Linked DNA regions of Homo sapiens: region 2 is linked to region 1. Evidence: chromatin loops called from intact Hi-C (ENCODE). Cell type or tissue: mammary epithelial cell. All regions are shown on one strand. Links, peaks and the distances in the headings refer to the core of each region. The heading gives the core; the rest is flanking DNA.

The links. Peaks named below come from ENCODE experiments on the same cell type or tissue, not always from the same donor. Only the 100,000 strongest peaks of a DNase experiment are listed, where the experiment ranks them.
Region 2: a loop joins it to region 1, with 8 times the contacts of the local background. A loop is called at or near these places in 4 of 110 quality-filtered maps.

What each region holds. Positions count from the first base shown.
Region 1 is chr12:60,486,940-60,499,156 of GRCh38, reverse strand. No RefSeq gene overlaps it. Among named protein-coding and RNA genes, the nearest start is that of SLC16A7, 900 kb to the right of the region's middle. In mammary epithelial cell, for the core only: a CTCF peak has its summit at 4,697 (motif pointing right); no DNase peak of the experiment used is centred there.
Region 2 is chr12:59,439,223-59,451,439 of GRCh38, reverse strand. It overlaps the pseudogene RNU6-871P. Among named protein-coding and RNA genes, the nearest start is that of LINC02448, 79 kb to the left of the region's middle. In mammary epithelial cell, for the core only: a CTCF peak has its summit at 6,321 (motif pointing left); no DNase peak of the experiment used is centred there.

The DNA.
Region 1 (12,217 bases), core at 2,761-7,760:
CATATCTGTGGTAAAACCTCCAGGATGCTAACAGCATAATAAATATTCGTTCAATGAATGAATTCCTAGTGCTACAATGTAAAACACTGCCTTTCTAACTGCTGTATATTCTCAAACGACAATGTTAGTGTGTGGACTCCACATTTTATCAGTCTTTAGATTTATTTTTATAGCCAGTTCTCTATGGTGCAAACTGCTACCAGGAAAACTGGGTCAAAAGTTATCTATCCTCCAGGAAAGTAGACTTTGATAACAATCTGGCTTCTGTCAGTGCCAATATAATTAAACAAAGGGATTATGGAGAATAGATCAGTGGTTGCCAGGGCTTAGAAATAGTGGGAGGGGGTGTTGTGTGGAAGGAAGGGTGAGGTGGTTTTTATAAAAGGGCCACATAAGGAACTTCTGTGGTCACAGAGATATTCAGTATCTTAACTGGGATGTTGAATGACAGATGAGATGAAATCATATACAACCAACACACACACAGGAGTAAAACTGGAGAACTTTGAATAAGATTTGTTGATTGTATTATTTTCAATATCTTCATTGTGATATTGCTACCACTGGTGGAAACTAGGTTAAGGGCACACTATTTCTTAAAACTACATGTAAATTTATAAACTTCTTAATAACAATGTTAATTAAACATTAATACCCCAAGGAAGGAGACTCATGCCCTACCTCCTGTCTTTTAATGCCCTCCCATACCTCTAGGTAGATTCTTGGATGCAAATATATAAAGCACATTGCCAACTCTGTTGGCAATATCCAAACTATAAAGGATAAAGGGTACTTTGGAGATAGGGTATATAAATATAACTACTATATCAGAACCCAGGTCTTGGCACAGATGAAATATCCTATTTCAAGTATTGGAGAAAACTATACTACACAATATCTCCAGAGAATTTAAGGACAATTTAAAGAAAGCAAGCATGAGAATAAAATGGAAAAATTATAAATGATGGAAAAAATCATATTGCTTTGTTTTTATATTACCTCTATAATTTTAATCATTGTATGACTTTGAGAATTACTTAATCTTTATGATAATTTGTTGTCAAAAGAAAAATAGTATCTTCTTTCATAGGTTTGTTGTGGAGGTTAAATAAAATGCTGCCTGAGAAAGCACCTTGCACAATCTCTGATACATAGTAAGAACCTAATATATTTTGGTTGGATTAGAATTGTATCGACTGACAGGAAAAGAAACAAACAAATATAACATAAATCGTTGGAAAGAAAAAGAGGAAGAAAAATTTTTTTTATTATTATACTTTAAGTTCTAGGGTACATGTGCACAACATGCAGGTTTGTTACATATGTATACATGTGCCATGTTGGTGTGCTGCACCCATTAACTCGTCATTTACATTAGGTATATCTCCTAATGCTATCCCGCCCCCCCACTCCCACCCCACAACAGGCCCCAGTGTATGATGTTCACCAGTCTGTGTCCAAGTGTTCTCATTGTTCAATTCCCACCTATGAGTGAGAACATGCGGTATTTGTTTTTTTGTCCTTGCAATAGTTTGTTCAGAATGATGATGTCCAGCTTCATCCATGTCCCTACAAAGGACAACTCATCCTTTTTTATGGCTGCATAGTATTCCATGGTATGTATGTGCCACATTTTCTTAATCCAGTCTATGATCGACATTTGGGTTGGTTCCAAGTCTTTACTATTGTGAATAGTGCCTCAATAAACATATGTGTGCATGTGTCTTTAGAGCAGCATGATTTACAATTCTTTGGGTATATACCCAGTAATGGGATGGCTGGGTCAAATGGTATTTCTAGTTCTAGATCCTTGAGGAATGGCAACACTGTCTTCCACAATGGTTGAACTAGTTTACAGTCCCACCAACAGTGTAAAAGTATTCCTATTTCTCTACATCCTCTCCAGCACCTGTTGTTTCCTGACTTTTTAATGATCACCATTCTAACTGGTGTGAGATAGTATCTTATTGTGGTTTTGATTTGCATTTCTCTGATGGCCAGTGATGATGAGCATTTTTTCATGTGTCTGTTGGCTGCATAAATGTCTTCTTTTGAGAAGTGTCTGTTCATATCCTTTGCCCACTTTTTTTTGATGGGGTTGATTTTCTTATTGTAAATTTAAGTTCTTTGTAGATTCTGGATATTAGCCCTTTGTCAGACGGGTGGATTGTAAAAATTTTCTCCCATTCTGCAGGTTGCCTGTTCACTCTGATGGTAGTTTCTTTTGCTGTGCAGAAGCTCTTTAGTTTAATTAGATCCCATTCGTCAGTTTTGGCCTTTGTTGCCATTGCTTTTAGTGTTTTAGTCATGAAGTCCTTGCCCATGCCTATGTCCTGAATGGTATTGCCTAGGTTTTCTTCTAGAGTTTTTATGGTTTTAGATCTAACATTTAAGTCTTTAAATAATGGAAATCAGCATCTTACTGGAAAACTGTTAGATAAATTAAAATTGAAATAAAAGCTAAAGTCAAAATATCAAAATGTGATATTTGGATCTTAGGCATGATATGCAACTGCTTGAGTGACATTTATCCTTTTAGTTTAATTTTGATAAATCAAATCATTATAAAATATTATTTTAGTATATCCAGTTATTATTATATTGCATGACACATAGTGAGGGCTCAAATTTTTTTAGCAAACAAATTACTTACTTGATAGCAGGTCAATTGAAAAAAATAGTGGGCATTAATAACTATGAGCACTGCAAAGTAACTTCAAATAATGGAATTAGACTATATTCCTGGTAAATATTTAAAAAAATAATAATCTGATATCTTTTATTTGGGAGTTTTGGGTACTATGAGGTAAAAAGGCAAGGGAACAATGTTGTAAAATCTAATAAATCATATAAATATTTATAAAATATGGACCCTTAATTTAAAAAATTCATCTTTGTCATCTAGTCATTTGACAACAGAAGACATTCTTACAGAAGATTGAAGATAACTATCCAGACACTCTCCAGAGGAGAGAAACTAGATGTCTCATGGTATGGTCCATTTGATAGGGTGTTCCCTATGGTAAAATCCAAACTCACATTTGGTTTCAACATGGAAGATATAAGTTATTTTATCTTTGAGACTTGGAGTGGGATTTTACAGGAGAGGTGATATTTGAGCTGGATTTGAATTTTAAATAGTACGAAAAGGAAGATTCTGTGAACAAATATATGGAGTTTATAATATTTTGAGAGAAATCACTAACAGTACTTTGTGGGAGCAGCGTAGTTTATGTAGATGGAAGAGAAAGCTAAAAAGTATTTTGGCTCCAGATACTAAAGAACCATAAAACTCATGAAAGTACTTTAAAGCATGAGGGTAACACTAGATGTATGTTGCATAAACATATTTTTCACTATGTTGAAGAAAGATTAAGAAAGGGAGACAAAAATATGAGGAAGATCAATGAAAAGGTTATTAAATTAAAAAGGGTACAAAATGATAATGGCAATTGAAGAGAAAATTAGCAGAGAAAGCCAATTCAGGAAAGTGTGTGTGTGTGTGTGTGTGTGTGTGTGTGTGTGTTTCAAATTGATAGACTTCCAAAAATAGCTAATTATTTAAAAGAGAGAGTGCAGGAAATGAGAGAAACAGAGAAATCTTACTGTGTGCTTTTTTAAAAAAGGTAGATAGTGATAGTATTCATAAAGATGATAATAATAGTAATAGTAGTAGTAGTACATGTATTATTAGTAATGGTAACAGTAATTACTTACTGTACCACAAACTCTATAAACTGAATGGCGTCATCACCATTTGTCAAGTGACATTGAATAAGTTATGTAACTTCTATGAGACTTATTTATCTTTAAACAGGGTAAGATCATCTGGCATATAATTTAAGTGAAATTAAAGATCTCCATTTTAAAAATTAGAGAAAAAGTCACTTATCTGATAAAGAGTCAAGGTATAATTTCTAAGTGTATTATTCTGTCTATAAGGGAAAGAGAAGAGTGGGGAGTTGGAGAAGGATTAAGAGATAGCGGGATGGAACAATCACCATGAGGATGGTGACGGTGTTGATGATGATGGTGACGACAATGGTGGTGATGATGATACTTGTAGAGTCTATGTGAGGAACCATACGAGTATTTTACATATATTAATTCATGTATCACTACTGAGAAACCTATAAATTAAACACTGTCATTATCATCTCCAATTTAGAGGGCTCCATGGTGGCCCCCAAGTAGATATGTCCATATCCTAGCCCTGGAAACCTAGGAATGTGATTTTCTTTTTGGAAGAGAGGTCTTCTCAGATTTTACTACGTTAAATATTTTGAGATGAGACTATCTTAGATTACACAGATTGGTCCTAAACATGCCCTTACATGAGATAGCAGAAGAAAAAGCCATAGGAAGACAGAGGCAGAGATTGGAGTGAGGTAGTCACATGAAATGCTGATGGCCACCAGAATCTGGAAAAGACAAGGAACAATTCTCCCCTAGAAACTCCCCAAGAAACTGCAGCACCTTGATTTTGTGTTTCTGGCCCACAGAACTGTGAAAGAATGATTTCTACTGTTTTCAGCAAACCAGTTTTTGGTAGTTTGTTACAGAATCTCCTGAAAACGAATGTGCCAATTATCAATTTATTGCTTCTTACGTCCAAATTCAACCTTCCTTTCTGCTCTGTGGAAATTGTTGATGGGCTCTGAATATTTCTCCTTTGCAGTTGGAACAATATTAAGCATTGCCAGTAGGTGGCAATGGACAGACATTATAGGAAGAAGGAGCTTCTCTTCTCAATCCTGGTGTTTTCCTCTCATTTATCCTGCTCCTTCTTTATCTTCTCTTCCTCTTGTTCCTCCTTCTCCTTCTCTTCCTCCTCCTACTCCTTCCCCTGCTTCCTCTGCTTCTCCATCCTTTGTTGCTTTTATGGCATGACTACCAGTGGTTTCTGTGAGCATCCAGTGGAATTCTCTGGCATTGAGTTTCAGCTGCAACCCCACAGGAAGATTCCCAGTGAGACTCCAAGATGCCCCCAAGGTAGACCTCCCAATCTCAGCCTGCCCATACTTCAAAGAGTTATTGCTTGTTTGTTGAATCTGGACACAATTCTCCACCCACCAGCCTCTGCCTAGATAATGTGACCAACTCTGTCCCAGGACTACCCAGTGAACTTCACAATCCATTTGGCTATAGCCCCATCTTCTCTAATGAGTTCTGAATCACAACTGTAGGGAGTGTGGACCCCTTACAAGTTAATTCATTCTTTAGGTATGCTCCTCAGCCCTAGGGTATTTACCCTTTATAAGTAATTGTGTATGGTTCATAATTCTTTATGTTAAATAGCCCCTTTTCAAATCACTATGTGGATCCTGTCTCTTGATTGGACCCTGACAGATATATGCATTTTACATAAGAGAAAACTGAGGCACAAAAAGGTTAAATGACTTGGCCAAGTTGACTCAGCTAGTAGTTGGCAGAATCATTATTCAAACAAACTGGCTTTGACGTTTGTTCTCTCAGCCACTGGTTTGTACCAAACTGACAAGAATGAACTAGATATTTGACATATTAAATTAACTATAGAGAAATATAGTATTTGATTATAGATGCAGTATCTGGGTCATATTTATATTAGTTATTTGACAATTATAATGTATAGATTAAGAGGGGTAGAGGGAAGAATTACAGATTTAGATAATATAAATAAAATAATCTATCATTCCAAAAGAAGTGTTTGGAGTAGTGAGTAAAAACAAAAAAGAGTGGCTCACAGGTTGGAGATGCCCACAAATTTGTTTCATTTGTCCTATAAAGTACTGTCCTTCATGGTGTCTTTGAAACATTCTACTTAGCTCACAACATTTTAAATTCGACAGGTTTCACATAATAATACAGCTTTTAGCTTCTCTGAAGAAAATTAGAATATCACAACCTCAGAGAGGCCTGCTCAAACTGTTAAAAATTATTTCATATCATTCCACACTATTTTGTTAGTTCTGTACTTTGTTTTTTTGTGTGTATTCTTTTGCTTATTTTTATATTATTTATCTTTGTCTGTTGATATAAAAATTGTGTGAGACTGTGTCTTGTCTTGTTTATATTTGTTACTACTGTTACTCAGTACCTAGAGCTATTTCTGATATATATATCATCTCAATATTATTTTATTAAGATTATAGAATCAAAAGCCAATATGTTGTGGGTAAAGGGCAAGTCAGTGAAGGTAGTAAATACAGATTACTAAATATATCAAAATGGCTTTTTATTTTAAAAGAAAAATAACAAAAAATTATGTTGCATACTTATATATGCATGCATTCTGTTATATAAAATATTTTATTTTTTGTTAATGAAACACATTAGAAATATGGAAAGATAATGACTATAACTTTTGATGTTTAATAAATATCTTGCAAGAGCATCTTCCAAGACTTGAACTAAATTGATCTATTATCAAATAACAGTCTAACAAGACATTCCATTTTTTATTGCTAAACTACTGAAATTAAATTCTATACACATACAAAACAACAAAGCACCAATAATAGTCATTACATTCATTCCCAGTTGAATCTTAAATCTAAAAAAAAAAAAACATTTCCTAGTGCTAAAGAACTTTTTTTAAAATTTCAACTCTTTTATTCTTGAAAATTCCTACATGATCAATTTCTAATAACTTTTTAAAAATCATATGTCTGGATAGTTCCAATTTTCCTCTTTTTATAATATTTTCACACTTTGAAACATATCACCCATTTTTATCATACCATTTCTCTTTATTAAAACCTTTTGCTTTACTCTAAAAATGCAACTCAATAATTTTAAAGATAATACTTTTAAAGAAAAGGATTATGTCATATGCTTATTCTAAAAACCACTTTTGCATATTAAATGATGCCTTTATTTCCATATTAAGATACAGAAATAAGATATATAAACTTCTTTATGTAAATATATATTTATATGAGTTATACATTTGCTAAATTATATTTTAGATTTTTTAATTTATCCATTATTAATCAAAAGAGAGGCTACTGCTGAGACTTAATGACAGCTTCTCTATGGTGTTCTTGCAAAAAGATAAATGAAAGACAAGTCAATATTACTTTTTTTCATCCATAAATAGATACAGCCATAAGTATAGATATTTAAATTCATGAAGCTTATATATGCTGAAGAGATTATTCATCGCCATTCTTTGGTTAAAATTATTTTCTGGTCATGAGGAATCTATTTTTTTTATTGTATAAAATCATGTATTTTGACAATTCAAAAATGATTTAATCTCCTATGTTTTTCTCTTATCTTTGTACTGCTTACCCATATTTATTCCCCCATGGAACATTTTACTCTCTACTTTATAATCTCATCTTTTTTCGAATTGTCAGCCTACATTGACCTCTTTAAAATCTGAAGACTCACCTAACATGTATTTGTTTGAGAACAAAGATCTCCTATGTAGTAACTGTCTCAAATCTTCCATTTGCTCTACTTTTTTCACCTTTGCATAAAGGCTGTTTCTCTCTTTGAGAAACACAGTTTCTCAAAGAGAAATACACAGTTGTTGATTATCACAGTTGTTGATTATCACATGGAAAATGGAAAAGGCCATAACTAAATACACTCAAATTTTGAGTTTATTATAATGGAATTAAATAATTTAAAAACAAATCAAGTCTTTGAGTACAAATCTATCATAGCCATAAAAATCCTGGCTATATTTCTAGTCTTTTCAACTCCACTTCTAAAGAGAGATTTAGGTATACGCCACTTAATCTCTGTTACATTATATAGTTAAATATGCAAAAGAATGGATACTGGTAGTGTATAGGTATGCAAAGGTGTCTACAGTATATAATTGAATGCATGCAAATATTTATAGTATATACTTAAATGTGTAGCAATACATGTAGGAGAGATTTGCATATATAGATTATTGTTAGAAACCTTCCAGAATATTTAAAACAAACTTCAAGACTTATATATAATTTTAGAAATTTAATTCTAGCAAAATTTTTAGGAGGTAGGTACTCATTAGCATACTGGAATGAAAATTGAGTAAACCTAAGAATAGGGAGATTAGGTAAATTGAGTATGGCCTCTCAGTAAATAAATCATGGTGCTGAGATTTAAACCAGGCAAAGTAATGCCAGCATTTATCCTCTTAAATATTATACTATACCATGACAAAATTCAGAAAATATTATTTGATTTCACTGATCAATGGATGGAGTGTCTTAGATATAAATAATAATTAACTATGAAAACACTGATATGTACAGAGAAAGTACATAAAAGCTCATCACAGTTTTATTCTTGTCATTCCTAATTAGCTTTAAACTTAGGTATAAACCTAGAATAAAGATAGCTTTTGAGCAAAGCTGAAACTAATTATGATGGTGTCTGTATATTATAACTTATTTGCCACTTCTCGTTTGCTGAATATCTCTGAAAATAATAAGAGTTAAGGCCGGGCGTGGTGGCTCACATCTGTAATCCTAGCACTTTGGGAGGCCGAGATGGGCAGATCACCTAAGGTCAGGAGTTCAAGACCAGCCTGGCCAACATGGTGAAACCCCGTATCTACTAAAATACAAAAATTAGCTGGCATGATGGTGGATGCCTGTAATCCCAGCTACTTGGGAGGCTGAGAGAGGAGAATCACTTGAACCCGGGAGACAGTGGTTGCAGTGAGCCGAGATCAGGCCACTGCACTCAGCATGGGTGGCTGAGCAAGACTTCGTCTCAAAAATAAATAAATAAATACATAAATAAGAGTTAATTGCCACATAGAAAGTACTTAATATATTTCCAAAGGTTGGGGAAATTTTTCCACTATTAACCATGAGAAAAGCCACTGCTGTGACTTAATGGTAGCTTCTGGTTGTTGTTCTTGCAAAAAAAGATAAATGAGACACAAGTCAATCTTACTTTTATTCAGAGTTGAAATGCTGAGATCTGTTGACCTATTTACTATATAATCATAAAGCGGAGATGAGAACTACAATAGAATTCATGTCTTGAAGAGTATGAACATGTATGAATCTTACTTCAGAAAGATTATTTTCTGCACCAAACAACATTATAGAATATGAAACACAATAACACTTGGTCTCTTTTTGTTCACCGCAAATATATCTTCTTTCCTTGCTCTGTGCTCTGTTGTAAAGTATGGTATGGTCCTGTAATCCAGCTTATATGTGAGGGTATAGAAGCAAAGTTAGAGGAGAATTCTTTGTAACCTTTCATTCTTCAGTTTTAACACCTCTGTTCTTTGCCCTCAGGTGGAAACAGATTCTCATATACATTTCACTGACTCTTTAATTTCCTAGCCTTGACTTGGAATCCATTTTACAGCCTCATAATTCTTTTAGTTTATAGTATCAAAAGAGATGTCATCAATACTTATAGACCTCTTTAAATCATTTATGAAATCAGAAAGTATAGGATAGGTCCCTTTTCAGTGCTTGTATAAGCTCACATGCAAGTGATTATATACAACATTTTCACAGCAGCTTCTCTCCCCTCCTTCCATCTTCAGGTTCCAGGACAACAGTTATAAACCCTTTTGCTATGACTCTCATAAATCTGTAGTAATAGCTTTTTTCAAAATATGCATCATAACAAATGTTAACAGCAATATATGAACTGATAAAGGTATACTTTCTTAATATCAATAGAATGTAAATATATTATAAAGTAAACATGTATTAAAAGTTTAACAGAAACTAGATGTTTCCTTTTGCACCAATTTATTATCTAAAAGCAAGGTAACAATCTCCTTGAGCTTGACAAAGAGAAGCTTTTTTTTTTTTTTTTTTTTACTTCTGAGAATCTCTCTGTATCTAGGATTTGTGTTTTCCTTCATATTTATTTTCTCTTATACTTACAATACTTATAAGTATAACATGCAATACATCTGAGTCAGAATTCCTGCCCTACAATTTATTAGTCATGGTGATACTGAGCAAGTTACTTGACTTAGAATATATTCCCTCTTCTCTTATAAAAGGTTAATAATACCCACTTCATAGAATTTTTATAAAATTAAAACAAGTTCAAACACTTAAAATACTTTGTAGAGTGTTTAGCATATATTGTACTCATTTCATAATAGTAGGTGCCACTGTTATTGTTTGTGACATTGTGAGATCTAAAATGGCTTTAATCAATAGCTAGTATAATCTTAGAAAAAAAGAATAAAAAAACCCTCAACTTTTAATTTATTACAGCCTTACTTCTTTTCATCTGGCTAGCTAAAGTTCTGTTCAGCAACTTCCATAGAAGTACAATGATATATATAGATATATAGATATAGATATAACATATATGTATGTATACTCATATGTAGTCATTTATAAATATAAATATAAATATAAATATAAATAAATAAATACATAAAACCAATGATAGTTATAAAGCTTAAAGTGAATCCAGAAAAGTTTTTCTCATTTTCCCATAGGGCAATTGGGGGTCCACTGTCTGAAAAAAAAAAAAGGCATTGCTCTATAATAAGTGCCATGCACTTAAGTAGTAAAATTACGCTTTAGTGGCTAGAAATACTAAAGAATATTAGGACAATAGTTAACCTATCCACATAGATAAAATTGCTAAGCACAAAACTTCCCTTGAGACTCTGGAAATGTAATTTTCACATTGAAACACATATTTTTAAAGTATGAGACCACACCCTTTATCTATGTATTTAGTATTATCAAACATTGGAGGACCAGATAAAAAAAAATTCAAATTTAGTGTCTTTTCATTATGATTAGGGAACTACAAAAACATGATACAAATATATTTCACAGATATCAATTACCAGAAGGAAAAAACAAAGCATAACAAAACATTGGTCTAGGAGTGTCTGAAGAACTTGATTTCAGCAGAATCCATTTACAATCTTCAAAGTGACACTGACTCTATTAGAGGCCAAGTGTAAGTAAATGATCAAGCTTAACAGAAGTGCTTAAAGAGCCATAAATCAGGAAGGGTTTGAAAGTGAGGGGATTATTAAGGTTAATTGTTGTAAGATAAGGAGGTGAGAAACCTTGACAGAGCAACAAGATAGTTATCATGGCTTTAAGGTAAAAATCATTACTTGAGAAGGGGAATTTAATTTGTTCCAAAATAAAAGAAGATTGATTTTAGTTTTCATTTTGTAGGCTTTATTTTCCTATTGAAATTCCAAGCTGGGGATTGAGGGTGGTTGGAATGATAAAAATACTGATGCATTGAAAAAAATCTTGTTAAGAGAAATTCATATGTATGTGTTCGTTATGTGATCATTAAGAATTGAAAAATACAAGTCCCCAAACAATCTGCAACCTATTTTCATTTAATTTACATCACAATTAAGTTTGCAACACTAGAAAATTCATGAAATGAGGAAAAATATTAGAAGAGAGATAAGCCCAGGGGATTGCCAACTTTTTGCAATTACCTGAACTTAGTTATTTTACTAATGTAAGTAATTACTAATAATAGCAAAATGATACTAATAAAATCTTCAGATATGCTTTATATCTATCTCTAAAAGAAATTAGAAGGTGGTTTTTATTTTCAAGATGGGAATCAGGATTCAAATAGCTCTTTCCTAATAAAGTGGGAATGGTTTTCAATTGCCTTTGGTAGAATCTAATCTTCAAAATACAATGAAGCTAAATTGACAGAAAAACACATACACAGAAAAATACAAATACAATGAATAAACACTGAGTCAGCAAAGTGAACAGTCTAGTTTTTTTCCCTCTAGCTTTTAAAGTGACTATTGTAACTTAGCAAGAGGTTTGACTAGATTTTTTCGTTTCTTAAAATTTGCAATAAAAAAATATCTCTTGCATACTGACTTTGGGCTGTGATGGGTTAGGTATTATATTAAGCACTAAAACTATAAATGTAAATTAAACATAGTTTGTGCTCTAAGAAACTTACAGTTTACAAATATGTCAAAATAATGAATGCCTTATTATGAAGTGAGTATTTTAATAGAGTACTTGAATTATCCTTTAAAAATGGACGTAATTATTGAATTACTTCTCTTCATTTTTTCACTACTACCATCACTGTCAAAAAGTTTAATAATGTAGCAAATTAAAAACATTAGCTCAGTGAAAGTCAGTGGCTTTAAAAATCATTTCCAGCTATTTCAAATTTGCATGTGGTAGAATACACCTTTGACCTTTCACAATTGATTTATCTTTCCTCGATACTGTTATATTAGGTTTGTGCCCCCAACCTCAACCATATATCATATAGATTA
Region 2 (12,217 bases), core at 4,299-9,298, 1.0 Mb after region 1:
TTTTAAATAGTTTTAAAGTTTAATATTTTTTGACTTAATGTTATTTATGGTTGACTGAAGTAGACAATATATAGAATGCATAGTTGTCTTATACATAACTTCAGACACTATATTTATTTCTAAGTTTATTGACTAACTGTACATTTAAAAGCATAAACTCATATACATGTATTTCATTTGTCCCCACTTCAAAAGCTGTCTAGCACAGGGTCAAAGGAAAATATCTAAATATCTACAGTATATATAAGGTTAGAAAGCTCTCTGAGTAACAAGACTGCCTTAATTATAGAAGACAAATTTAGTACAAAATGTTTTTAAATAGTGGATAATATAAAAAACTCAGAATATGCCACACTCTATTTTTACTGTTTTATATGGATTACCTCATTTAAAACTTAACAATGATATTTAGCAATAGGTACTTCTGTTATCCTAGTTTTATGAGTTGAAAACAGTATGTGGAGTTTAGATCTTGCACTTTCAGTTGCTCAAGTCTTCTCATGTATAATAATTATTTCTTCTACTTTCCTTTAGCTCATATGCCCATGATTACATTCCTTATATTATCATCACTACTAGATGTGTCACCTCCAAAAGCTCAAATTGAAGTATTCTATTTTTTTTTTTTTTTTTACTACCACTTCAGATTTTTCTAAGTCACCTGCTCTGATTTTCCAATTTCAACAAGCCTGTTTTGGAACAATACAGAGATTAGCATGGCCCTGTGCAAGGCTAATTTAGAAATTAACAAAATGCTTCATATTTATAGGCTCACGAGTTGGGCAATTTAATGTTGGAATTGTATCAACTCTCTCCAAATTGATCTATAGATTTGATACAATTATAATAAAAATACCGCAAAATTCCTTTTTTTTTTTTTTTTAGGAACTTGAAAACAAACTCTAAAATTTTTGTGGAAGTGTGGAGGGCTAAAAAAAGCTAAGGCAGCTTGAAGACAAAAATCAAGAATATACGACTTGCTCTATAAGTATCAATGATAGTTATAAAGACACAATAATTAAGAGCAGGTGGTATTAGTGAAAAGGCAAAGATATGAATGACCATAATAGAACTCACAAAATGAGCTTCTTTGCTGTAGTCTCACCTACTTAGGAGACTGAGATGGGAGGGCTGCTTGAGCTTGCCACATAAAAATAAGCATTTAACTTTTAACAATGGTAATTCTGTAAAACATTAAAGGAAATAGTAATTTCAATAAATCTTGAAAAAACTAGTTATCTGTAAGAAAAAACAAAATTAAATAAATTCCTACTTTAATACACACACAAACACACACACACACGCACATGCAATCAATTCCAGATGAATCACAGACCTAAATTTGAAAAGCATACAAAAAAAGTTCCAGAATATAGTATAATAGATTCCTAATATAGTCTTTAGGAGCTTGGGACTACAGAGTGATTTCTTAAACAAGATGAAAAAAAAATTAAGCAAAAATAGAAAGACTGACAAGTACACTACATTAAAATTTAAAACCATGCTCATCAAAAGACAGTAGCTAAGAGTATAAAGGCAATCCACAGACAGAAAAACTATATATTTGCAACATATATAACCAATAAAAAACATACTCAGAACATACTAAAAACTCTTTAAAAGCAGAAGCAAAAGATGAACTAAAAAAGGAAAAACATCTTAAAAACCACTTCAAAAAATGCTCAAGCTTACTAGTAATCACTGCAGTAAACACAATCTGAAAATCACAATAAGATACAACTCATGAATCACCAGAATGGCAAAAATCCAATAGTGTAATAATACTAAGTGTTGGCGAGGATATAGATCAATAGAGTTCTTACAATTTGCTGGTAGGATTGTAAACTGTTAAGATAACTTTGGAAAACAATTGGTCATATCTCATAGATCTGGAAGACATAGTATAGTACAGCCTATTTCATGCACTGGTATAAACTCCATAGAAATGCTTATTTATATTTACCAGCATACATGTGCTTGAAGGTTCATAGTGCATAGTTCAAAACTACAAATAACCCAAACCAAAACATTCATGAATCTTAAAGGCAATTTTTTTCTTTTTCTTTTTCTTTCTTTTTTTTTTTGGAGATAGGGTCTTGCTCTGCCACCCAGGCTGGAGTAGAGTAGCACAATCACAAGTCACTGTGTCCTTGACATTTCAGGCTCAAGTGATCCTCCCACCTCAGTCTCCTAAGTAGGTGAAGTTACAGACACGTGCCACCATCACCCCTAGCAAATTTTGTTGTTGTAGAGATGGTCTTGCTATGTTGCCCAGGCTAGTCTCCAACTCCTGGACTCAAGCGATCCCTTGCCTTGGCCCAAAAGGGCTAGGATTACAGGCGTAAGCCACTGCGCCTGGCCAGAAAGCATAAGGTTAAGGGAAAGAAGCCAACACAGTAGGATACATACTGTATGATTTCATTATATAAAATTTAAAAATAGCAAAATTAACCTTTCTTTACTGATGTATGTTTTGGTAGTACTATTCTAAAGAAAGGAAGTAAATACTATGATATTCAGGATAGGTATTAAGACAGGAAGCAGGAAGAAATTTATGACCAAGAAGGCCTGTGTAGGAAGCTTTTAGGGAGCTGATATATTTGATGTCTTGATCTGAGTGGGAACTGCAGAGTGATTATCCTCCATTAATCTGTTAAGCTGGGTATTTATGTCTTCTTTGCTTTGTTACATATTAATAAAAATAAGGCATAATTATATTTAAATATTTGTGGAACAGATACCATATTTTAATATCTGTAGACAACACTTTGAAGAAAGAATTTAAAAACTTTCATAGAGCAACAACTTAAAACTGTAACAGAGTTGAGAGAGGGCTTCACAATACGGAGGAAACTTGAATACATTTACAAATCAATGAAACAAAAACTATACAACTGTGAGAAAAAGAGTTGCAATTTGAATCCAGAGAGGATGAAAGAAGTTTGGATCAGTCAAGGTAGCTGTTGGACACAGACGGCATTTTCAAAAGGATTTATTTGGAAGGAATGAAGTGTCCATAGGGGTGTGAACAGGGGAAGGAGAATAAAAAAAGGGTAGAAGAGGCACCCAAGGACTTGTAACAGCATGAAGTCCCTTAAGTTCCTAGGCATAAGGGGGCAAGAAGAGAAGGAATGATTCAGTCAAGTCCAACTGAGAGCTGAAGCAGAGCAAGAGGTATCACTCACAGGAGCCAGAAACCACATACAGAATCAGCTAGAATTGTAGCAAAGCAGGAAAAGTATAGGGATGGAGAAATAAATAGCCTGATCTCTTTTGCCTCCCATACTCTGATTTCTTCCAGTTACTGCCATTGTCTAAATCCCACTGAAAACCAGAGGGCCCGAGTGTCTGAGTGATGTAGCTTGAAGAGGCTAGACTTCTGGAACTTACAGCAGGGCAGCAAAAGGCAGAGAAATCATGTAGAGATGGAGAGGATCAAATGTAGAATAACTAGCAGGAGACTGAGAAGGAGAAAGTTTAGCTCAGAAAGAAATGTGGTTTAGATCAGAAAAGACAGTCCTCCTTAAGCAAGATGAACTGTAGAAATGCCTGTGTGATAATTCACAATTTCAGTGGAAGGGAAAGATAGTTGAGGGAGTTCTTATCTGATGACCTTAATCTCAATAAAATCAATACAGGGGTTACCTGCTTGTAGGACAGAAAAGCAGGGGCAGATTAGGATACCTGGGAAGATTAGAGGAAATTAGAAATTACTTTGGTGGGATATTTAGTAGGAAGTCAACGGAGAATGGGTGAGAGTATTGCTGAGTTGCACTGAAGGCCACTGGATTTTTTATATTATGAGTTTCTCTGTTAAAGCGTTTAAGAATATATTAAGCAAAATCACTTATGCAAAGGTGAAAATAAGTTTTCTTGATTTAACTGCTTCTAAGATAAACAAGAGTTTTCAAGGCAAAAATTGTGTCTTATTCATACCTATTCACACACTTATTTTCTTCCTCATCTGCTTGATAAACACTAAGCATATGTGCAGGCTTGTATGTGTGAATTCACACAAGAATGCACAAACATAATCTAAGACAATATGCTTATATGAATTGGCACTTGATATTTTCCTAATCAGGATAGGTATTTTTATTGTAATGTATTGTAATTAATTTAATGCAAAATTACATATAAGGAATGCAGGTTGTTTAGGTCCTGGGTTTTATTCCTAGTTTCACTATGTAATTTTGGTAAGTCAGGACGATATGTTCTTTAAGCTTGAATTCAGTAAGCATTCACTTTCATAAAACCATTCTAGGTAAGGCTATATGAAGGATGGTTTCTGCAGTTAATTATTTTATGGGAACAATAAGTATATATGCAAAAATATGTCGATGAGTTCAGAAATGTTTGAATGGTATGTGCATATGTATTTTTTCTTTACTAGTATTTCTGTTAATCTGTGTTCTGACTTTAATAATAAATGGCAGGATGGAGACAGAACAAGATGGCCAAATAGAAGCCTCCACTGATCATGCTCCTCCTAGTTTGTTCCACCAAATTGAACAACTATCCTCACAAAAAGCACCTTGATAAGAATCAAAAATCAGGTGAGTGATCAAAGTACCTGGTTTTAACTTCATATCGCTGAAAGAGGCACTGAAGAGGGTACAAAAGACAGTCTTGAATTGCTGATGCCACTTCTCCCCCATCCCCTGAGCAGAGGTTGCATGGCATGGAGAAAAAAATCTGTGTGCTTGGAGGAGACAGAGCACAGTGATTCTGGGACTTTGCATTGGAATTCAGTGCTGCCCAGTCACAATAAAAAGCAACACAGGACAGAACTTAGCCAGCATCCATGGAGGGAGCATTTAGACCAGCCCCAGCTGAAGGGGAATTGTTCATCCCAGCTGCTGGAACCTGAGTTCCAGCAAGCCCCACCATTGCAGGCTAAAGTGCTCGAGGGTTCTAAATAAACCTGAAAGGCAGTCTAGACCATGAGGACTGCAATTCCTGGGCAAGTTCTAGTAATCAGCTGTGCTTGGAGCCAGTGGACTTAAGGGGTGCATGACCTAGTGAGATAGCGGCTACGGTAGCTAAGGGAGTGTTTGCACCACCCCTCCGCAAACCCAGACAGCAGACCTCACAGCTCCAAGAGAGATGACTTGCTTCTGCTAGATGAAAGCCTAGGAAAGAGTAAACAGGACTTTGTCTTGCAACTTGAATACCAGCTCAGCCACTGTAGGATAGGGCACCAGACAGAGTACAGAGGTCCCCATTCCAGGCCTTATCTCTCAGATGACATTTCAAGACACTGTCTGGGCCAAAAGGAAACTTGCTACATTGAAGAGAAGAACCTAGTCCTGGGAAGATTCATTATCTGCAGACAAATGACACCCTGAGCTGTGAATAGTCAGTAGCAGTAGTCAGGCAGTACTTGCCTTGAGCCTTGGGTTTGACTCAGAGACCTGCTGGTTTCAGGTGTAACCCAGCACATTTCCAGGTGTGGTGGCTACAGGGAGAGACTCTTTCTGCTTGAGAAAAGAAGAGGGAAGAATAAAGGGAACTTTGTCTTGAAGCTTTGATATCATCTCAGCCACAGTGGGATAGAGCACCAAGTGGGCTCTTGGGATACCCAATGTCAGGTCTTGACTCTTGGACAGCATTTTTGGACCTGCTGTGGGGAAGAGTGAGGCCCACCTCCCTGAAGGGAGAGTCACAGGCCTGGAAACATTCACCATGAGCTGAGGAAAGAACCCTTAGGCCTTGAGTTAACATTGATGATAGCCAGGCAGTACTCTCCATTGGCCTAGGGTGGTGGTAGCCATGAGAGAGACTTCTCTGTTTGTGGAAAGGCAAGGGAAGATTGGAAAGACTTTATCTTGTGGCTCAGGTGCCAGCTCAGCCACAATCACTAGATTCCTAATGTTTCCAACTCCAGGCCCTAGCTCCTGAATAGCATCTCTGGTTCCACCCAGGGCCAAAAGGTACCCACCACCCTGAATGGAAGGACACAAGCCTGGCTGAGTTTGCCAATGATTGTAAAGCCCTAGGGCCATGAGCTAACATAGGCAGCAGCTAGGCAGTGGTTACTATGGACCTTGGGTGAGACCTACTGATATGCTGGCTTCAGGTCTGATCCAGTGCAAACCAGGAGTGGTGGTCACAGGGCTATTTATGTCACCCCTTCCCCAGTTCCAGGCAGCTCAACACAGAGATAGACTCTGTTTGTTTGGGAGAAAATAAGAGAAGAGAAGAAGAGTCTCTGTTTGGTAAACCAGAGACTTTTTCTGAATTTTATTAAAGACCATCAAGTCAGTACCTCTATGAATCTGCAAGAGCCACAGCATTACTGGGTTTGGGGTGCCCCCTAATGCAAAGAGGACTGCAGTGAACAAAAACTTAGATTACAAAAACATGCATGTCCCTTCAAATACCTGGAAAACCTTCCCAAGTAGTGTAGGTACAAACAGGCCCAGACTGTGAAGACTACAATAAATATCTACTTCTTCAATGCCCAGATACCGATGAACATCCACAAGCATCAAGACCATCAAGGAAAACATGACCTCACCATATGAACTAAATAAGTCATGTAGGACCAGTCCTGGAGAGACAGAAATATGCACCCTTTCAGAGAGAGAATTCAAAATAACTGCTTTGAGGAAACTTAATGAAATTCAAGATAACATGGAGAAGGAATTCAGAATCTATCAGATAAATTTAACATATAATGTGAAATAATTAATAAAAATCAAGCAGAAATTCCAGAGGTGAAAAATGCAATTGACATACTGAAAAATGCATCAGAGTCTCTTAACAGCAGAATTAATCAAGCAGAAGAAAAAATCAGTGAGCTTTAAGACAGTTTACTTGAAAATACACAATCAGAGGAGACAAAACAAAAAGAATAAAAAGAATGAAGTATGCCTACAGGTTCTAGAAAATAGCCTTAAAGCAAATTGAGTTATTGGCCTAAAGAGGAGGCAGAGAGAGAGATAGGGGTAAAAAGTTAATTTGAAGTTATAATGATAGAGTACTTCCCAAACCTAGAGATAGACGTTGTGATTGAAAGTTATAAAACGCCAAGCAGATTTAGCCCAAAGAAGGCAACCTCAAGAAATTTAGTAATCAAACTCTCAAAAGTCAAGGATAAAGAAAGGATCCTAAATACAGCAAGAGAAAAGAAGCAAATAACATACAATGGAACTTCAATATGTCTGACAGCAGACTTTTCAGTGGAAACCTTACAAGCTAGGAGAGAGTTGCATGACATATTTAAAGTGCTGAAGGAAAAACAAAAACAAACAAACAAAAAAAGAAACCCTTTTACCCTATAGTATAGTATAGTATAGTATAGTATAGTATAGTATAGTATAGTATATATAGCAAAAATACCCTTCAAAAATGAAGGAGAAACAGACTTTCCCAGACAAATGAAAGCGGAATGATTTAATCAATGCCAGATGTTCCTAGGAGAAAATGCTTAAGAGAACGCTTCAACCTGAATGAAAAGGACATTTATGAGCAAAAATAAATTCTCCGAAGGTATAAAACTCAGTAGTAATAGTAAGCACACAGAAAAACAGAAAATTATGACACTGTAATAGTGGCATGTAAGCTACTTATACTTTGAATAGAAAGACTAATGATGAATCAACAAAAGTAATAACTACTACAACAACTTTTCAAGATTATAGACAGCACAATAATATATAAATAGAACAACAAAAAGTTAAAAAATGGGGGATGAAGTTAAAGGGTAGAATTTTACTTAGTTTTCTCTTCACTTGTTTGTTTGTTTATACAATCGATGCTAAGTTGTCATCAGTTTAAAATAATGGGTTATAAGGCATTATTTATAAGACTCACAGTAACCTCAAATCAAAAAACATAAAACAGATCCACAGAAAATAAAAAGCAAGAAATTAAAACACCACCAGAGGAAATCATCCTCACTGAAAGGAAGACAGGAAGGAAGAAAAAAAGGAAGAGAAGACCACAAAACAATCAGAAAAGAAATAAAATGTCAGAAGTAAGTTCTTATCAATAATAACATTGAATGCAAGTGGAATAAACACTCCAATCAAAAGACATAAATTGGGTGAATGAATTAAAAAATGAAGACCCAATGTCTGTTACCTGCAAGAAACACAATTCACCCATAAAGATGCACATAGATAAAAAATAAAGACTTGAAAAAATATATTTCATGTAAATGGAAAAAATAAAAAGAGCAGGAGTAGCTATACTTATATCAGACAAAGCAGATTTATATACAAAAACTATAAAAAGAGACAAAGACAGTCATTACATAATGACACACTTCAGTAAGAGAATATAACAACTGTAAATATATATTCATCCAACACTGGAACACCCAGATATATAAAGCAAGTAACATTAGAGCAGCTACAAAGAGATAGACTCCAATATACTAATAGCTAGAAACTTAAGCACTACACTTTCAGCATTGGACAGATCACTTAGACAAAAAATCAACAAAGAAACATCAGACTTAATTCACACTATAGAACAAATGGATTTAATAAATATTTACAGAACATATTATCCATCAGCTGTAGGATACACATTCTTCTCCTCAACACATGGATCATTCTCAAGGATAGACCATATGTTAGGCCATAAAAAAGGTCTTCAAAATTAAAAAAAATTAAAATTGTATCAAGTATCTTCTCTGAGTACAATGGAATATAATTAGAAATCAATAACAAGAGGAATTTTGAAAACCGTATAAACACATGGAAATTAAACAATATGCTTCTGAATGACTAGCTAGCCAATGATGAAATTAAGAAGGAAATAAAAAAATTTCTTGAAACAAATGATAATGAAGATGCAACATACCAAAACCTCTGGGATACAGTGAAAGCACTTCTAAGAAAAAAGTTTACAGCTATAATAGCCTACATCAACAAAGTAGAAAACAATAAACAATCTAACAATACATCCAAAGAACTAGAAAAGCAAGAGCAAATCAAACCCTAAATGAGTAGAAGAAAAGAAATAATAGTGATTACAGCAAAAAATAAATGAAATTCGAATGAAGAACACAAACAAAATATCAACAAAACGAAAAGTCATATTTTTTGAAAATATATACAAATTTGACAAACCTTTAGCCAGACTAAGAATAAAAGAAGATCCAAATAGATAAAATCAGAGAGGAAAAACAAGACATTACAACTCATATCACAGGAATGTAAAGGATCATTAGAGGGTACTATGAGCTACATGCCAATAGATTGGAAAACATAGAAGAAATTAATAAATTCCTAGACACATACAACCTACCAAGATTTAACCAGGATAAAATCCAAAACCTGAGCATACCAGTAACAAGCAGGATTGAAGCTGTAATAACACATCTGCCAGCAAAGAAAAGACAAGAACCCAATGCCTTCACTGCTAAATTTTACCAAACATTTAAAGAAGAAATAATACCAGTACCACCCAAACTATTTTAAAAACTGAAGAGGAGGAAATATTTCCAACCATTCTATGAGGCCAGTATTATTCTGATACCAAAACTAGACAAAGACACATCAAAAAAAGAAAACTACAGGCTGATAAACATTGATGCAAAAATCCTCAACAAAATACTAGCAAACTGAATTCAACATCACACTGAAAAGATCATTCATCATGACCAAGTGGGATTTATCCCTGACATGCAAGGATGGTTCAACATACACAAATCAATCATTCCGATACATCATATAAATATAATGAAGGACCAAAAACCCACTGTTGGTGGGAATGTAAATTAGTTCAACCATTGTGGAAGAGAGTATGGCAATTCCTCAAGGATCTAGAACTAGAAATACCATTTGACTCAGCAATCCCATTACTGGGTCAATACCCAAAGGAATATAAAACATTCTACTATAAAGACACATGCACATTTATGTTTACTGCAGCACTATTTACAATAGCAAACACATGGAACCAACCCAAATGTTCATCAGTGATAGACTAGATAAAGAAAATGTGGTACATATACACCATGGACTATGCAGCCATAAAAAGGAACGAGATCATGTCCTTTGCTGGGATATGGATGAAGCTGGAAGCCATCATCCTTAGCAAACTAACATAGTAACAGAAAACCAAATACAGCATGTTCTCACTCATAAGTGGGAGTTGAACTTTGAGAACACATGGACACAGGGAGGGGAACGACACACACCAGGGCCTGTTGGGAGGTGGGGGGTGAGTGGAGAGAACTCAGAGGATTGGTCAACAGGTGCAGCAAACCACCATGGTACACGTATATCTATTTAACAAACCTGGATGTTCTGCACATGTATCCCAGAACTTAAAGTAAAATTAAAAAAAAAAAATCACTTTAATTATTTATGAAAAGCATTTGATAAAAACCAATATTCCTTCATGATAAAGACTCTAAAAAAACTTTATATAGAAAGAACATATCTCAATATGTATTGTCATGTATGACAGATCAACAGTTAGTATCATACTGAATGGGGAAAAACTGAAAGCCTTTCCTGTAAGATCTGAAACACAACAAGGATGCCCACTTTACCACTGTTACTGAACTTAGTACTGGAAGTCCTAGCCAGAGAAATCAGACAAGAGAAAGAAATATAAAGGACATCTAAATTTATTGAGGGAACCCACCCAACGTAGGTTCTTTCTATTTTCCATGAGTGTTGGCTGGCTGAGAAATAAAGAGAGACAGTACAAAGAGAGGAGTTTTATAGCTGGGCCACCGGGGGTGACATCACATATTGGTAGGACCATGATGCCCACCTGAGCCTCAAACCAGCAAGTTTTTATTAAGTGTTTTAAAAAGGGGAGGGGGTGTAGGAACAGGGAGTAGGTACGAAGATTGCATGCTTCAAAGGGCAAAAGCAGAACTACTAATAAGGGTCTAACAAAGATCACATGCTTCTAAGGGAACAGGACAAAGGGCAAAAGCAGAGCTACTGATAAGGGTCCAACAAAGATCACAAGGCAAAGGGCAAAAGCAGAACTACTGATAAGGGTCTACGTTCAGCGGTGTGTATATTGTCTTGATAAACATCTTAAACAACAGAAAACAGAGTTTGAGAGCAGAGAACTGGTCTGACCACAAATTTACCAGGGCGGAGATTTTCCCCACCCTAGTAAGCCTGAGGGTACTGCAGGAGACCAGGGCGTATCTCATTCCTTATCTCAACCACATAAGACAGACATTCCCAGAGCGCCTGTTTATAGACCTCCCCCCAGGAATGCATTGCTTTCCCAAGGTATTAATACTAATATTCCTTGCTAGGAAAAGAATTTAGCAATATCTATCCTACTTGCACATCAGTTTATAGTCTCTTTGCAAGAAGAAAAATATGGCTCTTTTTGCCTGACCCCACAGGCAGTCAGACCTTATGGTTGTCTTCCCTTGTTTCCTAAAATTCGTTGTTATTCCATTCTTTTTCAAGGTGCACTGATTTCTTATTGTTCAAACACACATGTTTCACAATCAATTTGTACAGTTAACACAATTATCACAGTGGTCCTGAGGTGAGGCATACCCTCAGCTTATGAAGATAACAGGATTAAGAGATTAAAGACAGGCATAAGAAATTATAAAAGCATTATTTGGGAACTAATAAATGTCCATATTAAAATGAAATCTTCACAATTTATGTTCCCCTGCCATGGCTCCAGCCAGTCCCTCAGTTCGGGGTCCCTGACTTCCTGCAACACAAATTGAAAAGGGAGAAGTCAAATTATTCTTGTTTGAGATGAAATGATCTTATATTAGGAAAAACCTGAAGACACCACAAGAAAACTATTAGAACTGATAAGCAAATTCAGTAAAGTTGCAGGAAACCAAATCAACATACAAAAATCATTAGCATTTCTATATGCCAAAAGCAAACAATCTGAAAAAGAAATCAAGAATATAATTCCATTTACAACAGCTACAAATAAAATTAAATATCTAGGAATCAACCAAAGAAGTAAAATATCTCTACATTGAAAACTATAAAATATTGATGAAAGAAATAACTGAAAAGGACACCAACAAATGGAAAGATATTTTAGGTTCATGGATTGAAGAAATCAACATTGTTAAAATGTTCACACTACTTAATGCAATCTACAGATTCAAAGCAATCGCTATGAAAGTACAAATGACATTCTTCACAGAAATAGAAAAAAAAATTCTAAAATTTATATGGAACCACAAATGACCCAGAATAGCCAAAGCTATCCTGGACAAAAAGAAAAGAACTGGAGGAATCAC